Regions from separate parts of the Homo sapiens genome. Here region 2 is linked to region 1. Evidence: read pairs that join two places in POLR2A ChIA-PET (ENCODE). Cell type or tissue: GM12878. All regions are shown on one strand. Links, peaks and the distances in the headings refer to the core of each region. The heading gives the core; the rest is flanking DNA. Region 1 overlaps MPV17L-BMERB1 (MPV17L-BMERB1 readthrough). Region 2 overlaps NDE1 (nudE neurodevelopment protein 1).

Region 1 (4,389 bases), core at 174-4,173:
TTACTGCATTCCTGCTATGTCCCAGGCTTTGCACACATTAGTAGGCGTTCGATCCTTTAACAATTCTTTGAGGCAGTAGCAGGTCTTCCTATTTCTATACTTGCTCCCTTAGTAGATCACACTCTCATGGGAAACACAGTGACTTTTTTTTTTCTTTCTTTCTTTTTTTCAGACAGAGTTTCCCTCTTGTTGCCCAGTCTGGAGTGCAATGGTGAGATCTTGGCTCACTGCCTCAGCCTCCCAAGTAGCTGGGATTACCTGCCACCACGCCCAGCCTGATTGTATTTTTTAAAATTAAAATTGAAATACCATCAATAGGTTGACCACTAGGACTAAAATCCAAACTTTTCAGTGTGGCCTATAGGCCGGGCATCATGGGGCCACTTCCTGTCTCTCCATCTTGGAACACCCCTTCCCTTCCTCATTTTGCTCCACCCACATCTGCCTTTTCTCTTTCTTTTAGAGACAGGATCTCACTGTGTTGTCACCTCTCACAGCTTCTGCACTCGTGGATCCTCTATCTGAAGCATTCTTCCCCCTCCGTCTTCCCAGGCCAGCTTCTGCTGGTCATTCAGTGTCAGCTCAAATGCCACTTTCTCATAGAGGTCTTCTGTGACCCCGCTATCTGGAGGAGTCCCCGGGATCAATCACTGTCTACCCCCGTAATGGCATTTTACTCTCTTCCTAGCCCTGTCCACCTAAATGATGTTGTTTGTTTATCTTTTGGCTTGCTGTCTGTCTTCATCAGGAGGATGGATGTTTCATTTCTGCATGCCTAGCTCCTAGAATATTGCCTGGTGTGTGGCGGGCATGTTGAATAAACAAAGAGCCCCCAAATGACATAGGAGGCCATGCCATGTGCCCCAGTCCCTGCAGAGGAGCGACCATCCACCAGCAGACCCTGTGTCTTTGAAAGGAATTCCAGAGAGAGTAAAAATCAGTGCCTATGAAAAGTATCCCAACTGGCTGCACCATTGCCTAGCTTTTGTGCTCAGTGTTTTTGGTTTTGTTTTTTCGACATCATTGGCTTTTAAAGCCAGGTCAACCTTTGGACTTGAACCCTCAGGTTTTGCATCTCCCGCTGCACTGCTGGGCAGTCGACCCTTCCCAAACCACCAGTTCTAGCTGAGACACACACGAGGTTCTGGATTTTTGCTCCACCAGCAGGTGATCCTCTTCATCTTCCATTGCAGGCATCTTTTTCTTTAATTATAAAAATAACACCATACTCCACTCTCAAGGAAGCACTCATAACTCCCTACCCTATAAGTGTGGGCTGTGTATAGTGACTTCCTTCCAAAGAGGAAGTGAAAGGAGAAACTTTACAATGGAGAAACCTGGCAGACACTCCCTCAGCCAGGGGCTCAAGGTCAGCATCAACAGTGCCAACTCATCTTGATGGGATGTACCACGGATGTGAAGTGATGAGAATGGTGGCCGGGCACCATGGCTCACACCTGTATTCCCAGCACTTTGGGAGGCTGAGGCGGGTGGATTACCTGAGGTCAGGGGTTTGAGACCAGCTTCACCAACATGGCGAAACCTTGTCTCTACTAAAAATACAAAAACTAGCCAGGCATGGTGGCACACACCTGTAGTCCCAGCTACTCGGGAGGCTAAGGCAGGAGAATCGCTTGAACCCAGGAGGCGGAGGTTGCAGTGAGCTGAGATCATGCCACTGCACTCCAGCCTGAGTGACAATATGAGATTCCATCTCAAAAAAAAAGAAAAAAAAGAAGAAAGTGATGAGAATGGTGACTTACCTCTGCAGTCTTCTCTCCAAACTCACAACTTGTCTCACCATCAGAAAAACTCAAAATTAAAGGGTATTCCACTACAAAATACCTGTGCAGTACCCCTTAAAACTGTCAAGGGCAGGCTGGGCTCATGCCTGTAATCCCAGCACTTTGGGAGGCTGAGGTGGGCAGATCACCTGAGTTCAGGAGTTCAAGACCAGCCTGACCAACATGGAGAAACCCCGTCTCCACTAAAAATACAAAATTAGCCAGGCGTGGTGGTGCATGCCTGTACTGCCCCCTACTCGGGAGGCTGAGGCAGGAGAATCGCTTGAACCCAGGAGGCGGAGGTTGCAGTGAGCTGAGATCATGCTACTGCACCTGAGAAACTGTCACAGTGTAGAAGAGTCTAAGAAGACACAAGGACTGAATGTCATGCACTGTCCTCGATGGGATCCTGGAATGGAAAAAGAACATTGGCGGAAAAACAAGGAAATCTGAACAGAGTATGCATTTTAATCTTTTTTTAAATCCCCTAAGGATTTCCAGTACTGATGCTTTGCCTTTGTGCTTGAGATCCCTGTTTAGAGCCACATCTCCCTTCTGGTGTGGATTTTCAGTCCGACATGAATGCTTCCAGATTTGCTTCCTTCCTTCTTCTGCCATGATCTGACTCTCCCTCTGACTTCACATTGAACTGGACCCGTTCACGCCTGCACACATCCTGTTTTTCCCCTGGCTGCTCTTCCCTGCGTCCCCCCTCCGCAGACCACCCTCATTCAGATGAGGATATATCCCACCCTATTTCTTGGGCTTACCTTTCTGAATGAAAATAATGTTCCTGGTGCAATTTATCTCTCCTGTCAAATTTCCAGCCTGCAGGGAATTAAATGAGGCACATGATTTTCAGGCTAAGCAGTTTTTAAAAACTGAAATATTACTTTAGACAGGCCCAATTTATTTTCCTCTGGATTCTCATCATTTTAACCCCGCCAAGCACATGGTTTTAAGCAGCTCCATCTGCTCCTCTAACCATCCTTGCGTGACCTGGGCCCTTGACTGACTTCTGAATTGGTTTGTAAATTGGAAGAATTAGGGAGTCGGTTAAGATGCATGAATCATAGCTCAGGATAGATTTATAATTGTCTGTTTTCATGAACTCATTCTGAGATTGCAGGGATGGGGGATATTTCAGAACAAATGGACCTTGAGTAACAGAATGAACCTACAGAAGTGCCGAAAAAGATTTGTTGTTTATGCAATTTTAACCGGGCAATTGTTGTTATTATAGGTTTATCAATTTCCACAATTTTAATTCCACAGCCCTAATGATTTGCTTTGAATTAGGAAGTATATACTTTATTCTCTCATATGGTCCCAAAGGGCCTTAGAAAGCAATCGGAGCCCTTCTGCTTGTCATTGGAAGAAATATGACAGCATGGTTTGGTGATTCATTGAAGGTCACTTTGAAGTGTTGGGGAGAGGACACTGAGTAATGTAAAATGACATTACAATTTGTTAAATAATTTGCCGGAACTCTTGTGTCATCTCTTTCAAAGTCTCACCCTGGAAATAACACACACGTAATTCAAATGCAATCTTTCTGGAAGTCCCACCTGGGAACTGCAGTCCCAATCTGTGGCAAAGTCTTGTGAATATCCTTAATGTGATAAAACTTTGCCTTAGACGGAGTTTGCTTTTTGGAATAACCAAAGTCATTCTGGGCCAAGGTGTTTGAATAAAGTGGTTGATCAAATGAAATTTAATGTAAAGTTATTTTAACTGCTTTTCTTGAGTAACGCATAAACTGATTTGAAAGCAACAAAGAATTTGTTTATTACTACCTCTCCTTATTCCAGAAAGGACTTAATGATCTTATTGGAGCCTTAAAAAAGTTTTAAAAGGCTCAAGAAATGTTGGTAAATTTCCTTTTTTTTATCTTTTTTTTTTTTTTTTTTTTTTTTGAGAAGGAGTCTTGCTCTGTTGCCCAGGCTGGAGTGCAGTGGCTCGATCTCAGCTCACTGCAATCTCTGCCTCCCGGGTTTAAGTGATTCTTGTGCCTCAGCCTCCAGAGTAGCTGGGATTACAGGCATGCGCCACCACCCCTGGCTAATTTTTGTATTTTTAGTAAAGGTGGGGTTTCACCACGTTGGCCAAGCTGGTCTCGAACTCCTGACCTCAAGTGATCCGCCTACCTCGGCCTTCCAAAGTGCTGGGATTACAGGTGTGAGCCATCACGCCCGGCCTAATTTACTTTTATTATTATTATTATTATTGTTGTTGTTTGAGACGGAGTTTCGCTCTGTTGCCTGTTGCCAGGCTGGAGTGCAGTGGCGTGATCTCCACCTCCTGGGTTCAAGCGATTCTCCTGCCTCAGCCTCCCAAGTAGCTGGGACTGTAGGCGTGCACCACCATGCCCAGCTAAGTTTTTTGTTTTTTGTTTTTTGAGACAGAGTCTCGCTCTGTCACCCAGGCTGGAGTGCAGTGGCATGATCTTGGCTCACTACAAGCTCCGCCTCCCGGGTTCACACCATTCTCCTGCCTCAGCCTCCCAAGTAGCTGGGACTACAGGCATCTGCCACCACGCCTGGCTAATTTTTTGTATTTTTTAGTAGAGGTGGGGTTTCACCATGTTAGCCAGGATGGTTTCAAT
Region 2 (4,389 bases), core at 233-4,232, 170 kb after region 1:
ATTATTATTATTACTCTTTTCTTTTTTTGAGATGGAGTCTTGCTCTGTCACCCAGGCTGGAGTGCAGTGGCAGGATCTCTGCTCACTGGAACCTCCACCTCCCGGGTTCAAGAGTTTCTTCTGTTTCAGCCTCCTGAGTAGATGGGATTACAGGCATGTGCCACCATGCCCAGCTAATTTTTGTATTTTTAGCAGAGATGGGGTTTTACCATGTTGGCCAGGCTGGTCTCGAACTCCTGGCTTCAAGTGATCTACCCGCTGTGGCCTCCCAAAGTATCAGGATTACAGGCATGAGCCACAGCACCCTGCCAGGCTTGGGTGTTCAAGGAAGAGAAAGAAGGCAGTGTGGCTGGGACATAAGTGAATGAGAGGTGGTAGGGTAAGAAATGTGTAGAAAACTATGCAGGGGCCTGATCACATTGGATCTTGCACATCTTTTTCCAAACCTCAGGAGGAGTCATTCTGCTTTTGTTGTTACTGGTTCCTCACTTCCGCACTTTATTGTATGCTGACAACCTTCCATACCATGGGACTGAGACTGCCCTCAATAGTATCACCAATGTCTTTTTTTGTTTTTTTTTTTTGAGGCAGAGTTTCACTCTTGTCGTCCAGGTTGGAGTGCAATGGCGTGATCTTGGCTCACTGCAACCTCCGCCTCCTGGGTTCAAGCGATTTTCCTGCCTCAGTCTTCCGAGTAGCTGGGGTTACAGGAGCCTGCCACCACACCTGGCTAATTTCTTGTATTTTTAGTGGAAATGGAGTTTCACCATGTTGGCCAGGCTGGTCTTGAACTCCTGACCTCAGGTGAACCACCCGCCTTGGCTTCCCAAAGTGTTGGGATTACAGGCATGAGCCAACGCACCCAGCCACCAATATCTTAATGGCCACACAGTGCTCATTGATAGATGCCTTGGCCCTGGGCTATTGTTGCTATAGAATTGGTTTGATGAGTACATATTACATGAGATCTGGGCTCATTAGAGCTTATGGCTTGAGCAGGGACTCCTTGGCCTAGGTTTATGCTGCTCCTGGCCTTGTTAATGACTGCTATTAACACTCTACCCCCTTTTTATTTTTTTGAGATGGGGTCTTGTTCTGTCGCCCAGGCTGGGAGGCTGGAATGCAGTGATCTTGGCTCACTGCAGCCTCCGCTTCTCAGGCTTAAGTGATTTTTCCTGCTTCATCCTTCTGAGTAGCTGGGACTACAGGCACGCACCGCCGTGCCCGTTTGATTTTTGTTTTTGTTTTTTTAGTAGACACGGGGTTTCACCATGTTGCCCAGGCTGGTCTCAAACTCCTGACCTCAAGTGATCTGTCTGCCTCGGCCTCACAAAGGGCTGGGATTACAGGCATGAGCCATTGCGCCAGGCACCACTCTACCCTTTTGACTTTGAGCAAGTAAGGTCGTTGATTCCATACATTCATTAAGATTCCTGCGTGGCAGAAATCTAACCCCAACTGGTATAACCAAGACAAGGAATTGATTATCTCATAACCTTAAATCAGGTGTGGCTGCATCTAGGTGTTCAAATGATATTGTCAGGACCCAGGCTCTCCATCCCTTGGCCCAGCTTTCCTCTGTTTTGGCTTCACTCTGAGGCAGGCTCTCCCTTGTGATAGCAAGATGACCACCGGCAGTTTCAGGCTTACCTCCGGCTTCAGGCTTACCTCCAGCTTCAGGCTTACCTTACCAACCCTAGTGGAAAGAGAGTTTCATTTTTGACAGCTATGCAAAAGGTCTGGACCTGGGCCCTCACTGGCTTAGTATGGGTTAGGCCCATCCTTAAGCCAATCATTGGCTCAGCATGGGTTAGATCCGTGACTGTCACTGGCTGAGCATGGGGGTTAGGCTCACCCTATCATTGGCTCTGCGTGAATTAGGCCCACCTCTGTCACTGGCTCATCGTGGGTTAGGCCCACCCATGAGCTGATCACTAAGGTCGTGAATAGGCATATGCCTCTTCCCAGGTGTGGAGGATGATGTCAGATCCCTCTGAACTCATGAAATGAGTAGGGTATTCTCCCAAGGGAATATTGTGCTGTCACAGAAGATGGAAAAATGAATGCATGTCTGGAAAAAACAAGCAAAACTACAAATCATTAGCTTTATATGACATTTATTTATTTTTTGTTTATATGTTTTTGAAATGGAGTCTTGCTCTGTTGCCCAGGCTGGAGTGCAGTGGTGTGATCGTGGTTCACTGCAACCTCTGGCTCCCGGGTTCAAGCGATTCTCATGCCTTAGCCTCCCGAGTAGTTGGGATCATAGGTGCCTGCCACCACACCCAGCTAATTTTTGTGCTTTTAGTGTAGACAGGATTTTACCATGTTGGCCAAGCTTGTCTTGAACTCTTGACCTCAAGTCATCTGCCTGCCTCAGCTTCCCAAAGTGTTGAGATTACAGGCATGAGCCACCACGTCTGGCCAGCTTTGTATGACATTTCGCCTTTCTGCCTTGATCAAACTTTCAGAGAATCTGCTTTCCAGAGGGATGAGTGGGTCGGGAAATAGCATGTTTTCTCTGAATGAGGGAAAGGATTGAAAAAGTAGGAGGGAGAAAGGATGTGAATATGAGTCCCAACAAATGCAGAGTTATCGGTAAGTTTTGTGCTTGAATCTAGGTACAATTGTGCATTTCCTGGTTCTGCATGAATTAGGCCCACCTCTGTCATTGGCTCAACATGGGTGAGGCTCACTAACTTCCACCAGAAGTTAGTGGTGGTGTCTGTGTTGACACTTACATGTTTAGCCTAATGATTTCATGTTTTAACCAAAACTATATAGCTTGTTGGTTATATCTTAGAAAGTGATGGTTTTTGCTCATTCTTTTGTCCCCAGGGATACACACCAGCCTCTAAGTTCTCTTGAGGGAAGGAAGGGACCTTGCACACAATCTTTTTTTTTTTTTTTTTTTTTTTTTTTTTGAGAGGAAGTCTCACTCTGTCACCCAGGCTGGAGTGCAGTGGTGCGATCTCGGCTCACTACAACCTCTGCCTTCTGGGTTCAAGTGATTCTCCCGCCTCAGCCTCCCGAGTAGTGGGGATTACAGGCGCACACCACCATGCCCGGCTAATTTTTATATTTTTAGTAGAGATGGGGTTTCAGTGTGTTGGCCAGGCTGGTTTCAGACTCCTGAGCTCAGGTGATTCACCTGCCCTGGCCTCCCAAAGTACTGGGATTACAGGTGTGAGCCACTGCGCCCGGCCTTGGACACAATCTTTTTTTTTTTTTTTTTTGAGACGGAGTCTCGCTCTGTCACTCAGGCTGGAGTGCAGTGGCACGATCTCAGCTCATTGCAACCTCCACCTCCTGGGTTCAAGCAATTCTCCTGCCTTAGCCGCCTGAGTAGCTGGGACTACAGGTACCTGCCACTGCGCCCGCCTAATTTTTGTATTTTTAGTAGAGATGGGGTTTCACCATATTGGCCAGGCTGGTCTCAAACTCCTGACCTTGTGATCTGCCCGCCTCGGCCTCCCAAAGTGCTGGGATTACAGATGCGAGCCACTGAGTCTGGCCTGGACACAATCTTACTTGGATTCCTCATGCCCTTTTGACAAGCTCAGAGCCTCAAATAAATTCAGAAAATAGGTGATTACATCAAACAGCCTCTATCAACAGGGAGTATACAAACCGTTAGCCCAACTGTTAATAGAAGTCTGCTTTCTTGCTGGGTGTGGTGGCTCACACCTAGAATCCTAGTGCTTTGGGAGTACAAGGCAGGAGGATCGCTTGAGCCCAGGAATTTGAGACCAGCCTAGGCAACATAGTAAGACCCCATCTCTTAAAAAAAAAATTAGCTTGGCGTAGTGGCCTATACCTGTAGTCCCAGCTAGTCAGGAGGCTGAGGCAGGAGGATCAGTGCCGCCTAGGAGTTCAAAGATGCAGTGAGCTATGATTGTGTCACTGCACTCCAGCTGGGTTGACAGATTGAGACCCTATCTCTTAAAAAAAAAATTGCTTCCCTCACCTCTGCTGTGAAACAGCTCAAAGTCCTGAGAGCCAAGGCCCCTACCGCCCACATCCTCTAGCTGTTGGCTAATTTATTTCATCGTCTTTTAGGTAATTCTCCAGAATTCCATCGCTTTCCTCTTTTTCACCTCCCAGTTACTCCTGCACTCAGTTCTTCGTCTTTCCTCCTCCACTGTGTAGAAACTGTTCTTGCTCACACCGCCAGTGACCGACTTTCGCTCAGCCTTGTGGATATTTTCCAGCCCTTATCTTCCCTGCTTCTCTGTTGCATCCTTGTGACACTGGAATGTTTCCCTTTTTTCCCTTGAAACCGCCCACTCCCAGGACAGCACAGTCTTCCTGATTCTCATCTCTCTCACTCTGTTTCTTCTCTGCCTCCTTCGGTTACCATTTCTTAAACTGCCCACCTTTCCAATATTG

The links. ChIA-PET counts read pairs that join two places held together with the same protein. Peaks named below come from ENCODE experiments on the same cell type or tissue, not always from the same donor. Only the 100,000 strongest peaks of a DNase experiment are listed, where the experiment ranks them.
Region 2: POLR2A ChIA-PET joins it to region 1 with 8 read pairs; 6 of 35 experiments call an interaction of 5 or more read pairs at or near these places.

What each region holds. Positions count from the first base shown.
Region 1 is chr16:15,491,202-15,495,590 of GRCh38, forward strand. The region is part of intron 1 of MPV17L-BMERB1 (MPV17L-BMERB1 readthrough); the gene reads left to right. All of the region lies in intron 1 of BMERB1 (bMERB domain containing 1), which reads left to right. Among named protein-coding and RNA genes, the nearest start is that of BMERB1, 59 kb to the left of the region's middle. RefSeq lists an enhancer at 2,341-3,540. In GM12878, for the core only: no CTCF peak of the experiment used is centred there; no DNase peak of the experiment used is centred there.
Region 2 is chr16:15,656,531-15,660,919 of GRCh38, forward strand. The region is part of intron 1 of NDE1 (nudE neurodevelopment protein 1); the gene reads left to right. Among named protein-coding and RNA genes, the nearest start is that of NDE1, 8.5 kb to the left of the region's middle. In GM12878, for the core only: no CTCF peak of the experiment used is centred there; no DNase peak of the experiment used is centred there; H3K4me3 peaks cover 578 bases; H3K27ac peaks cover 404 bases.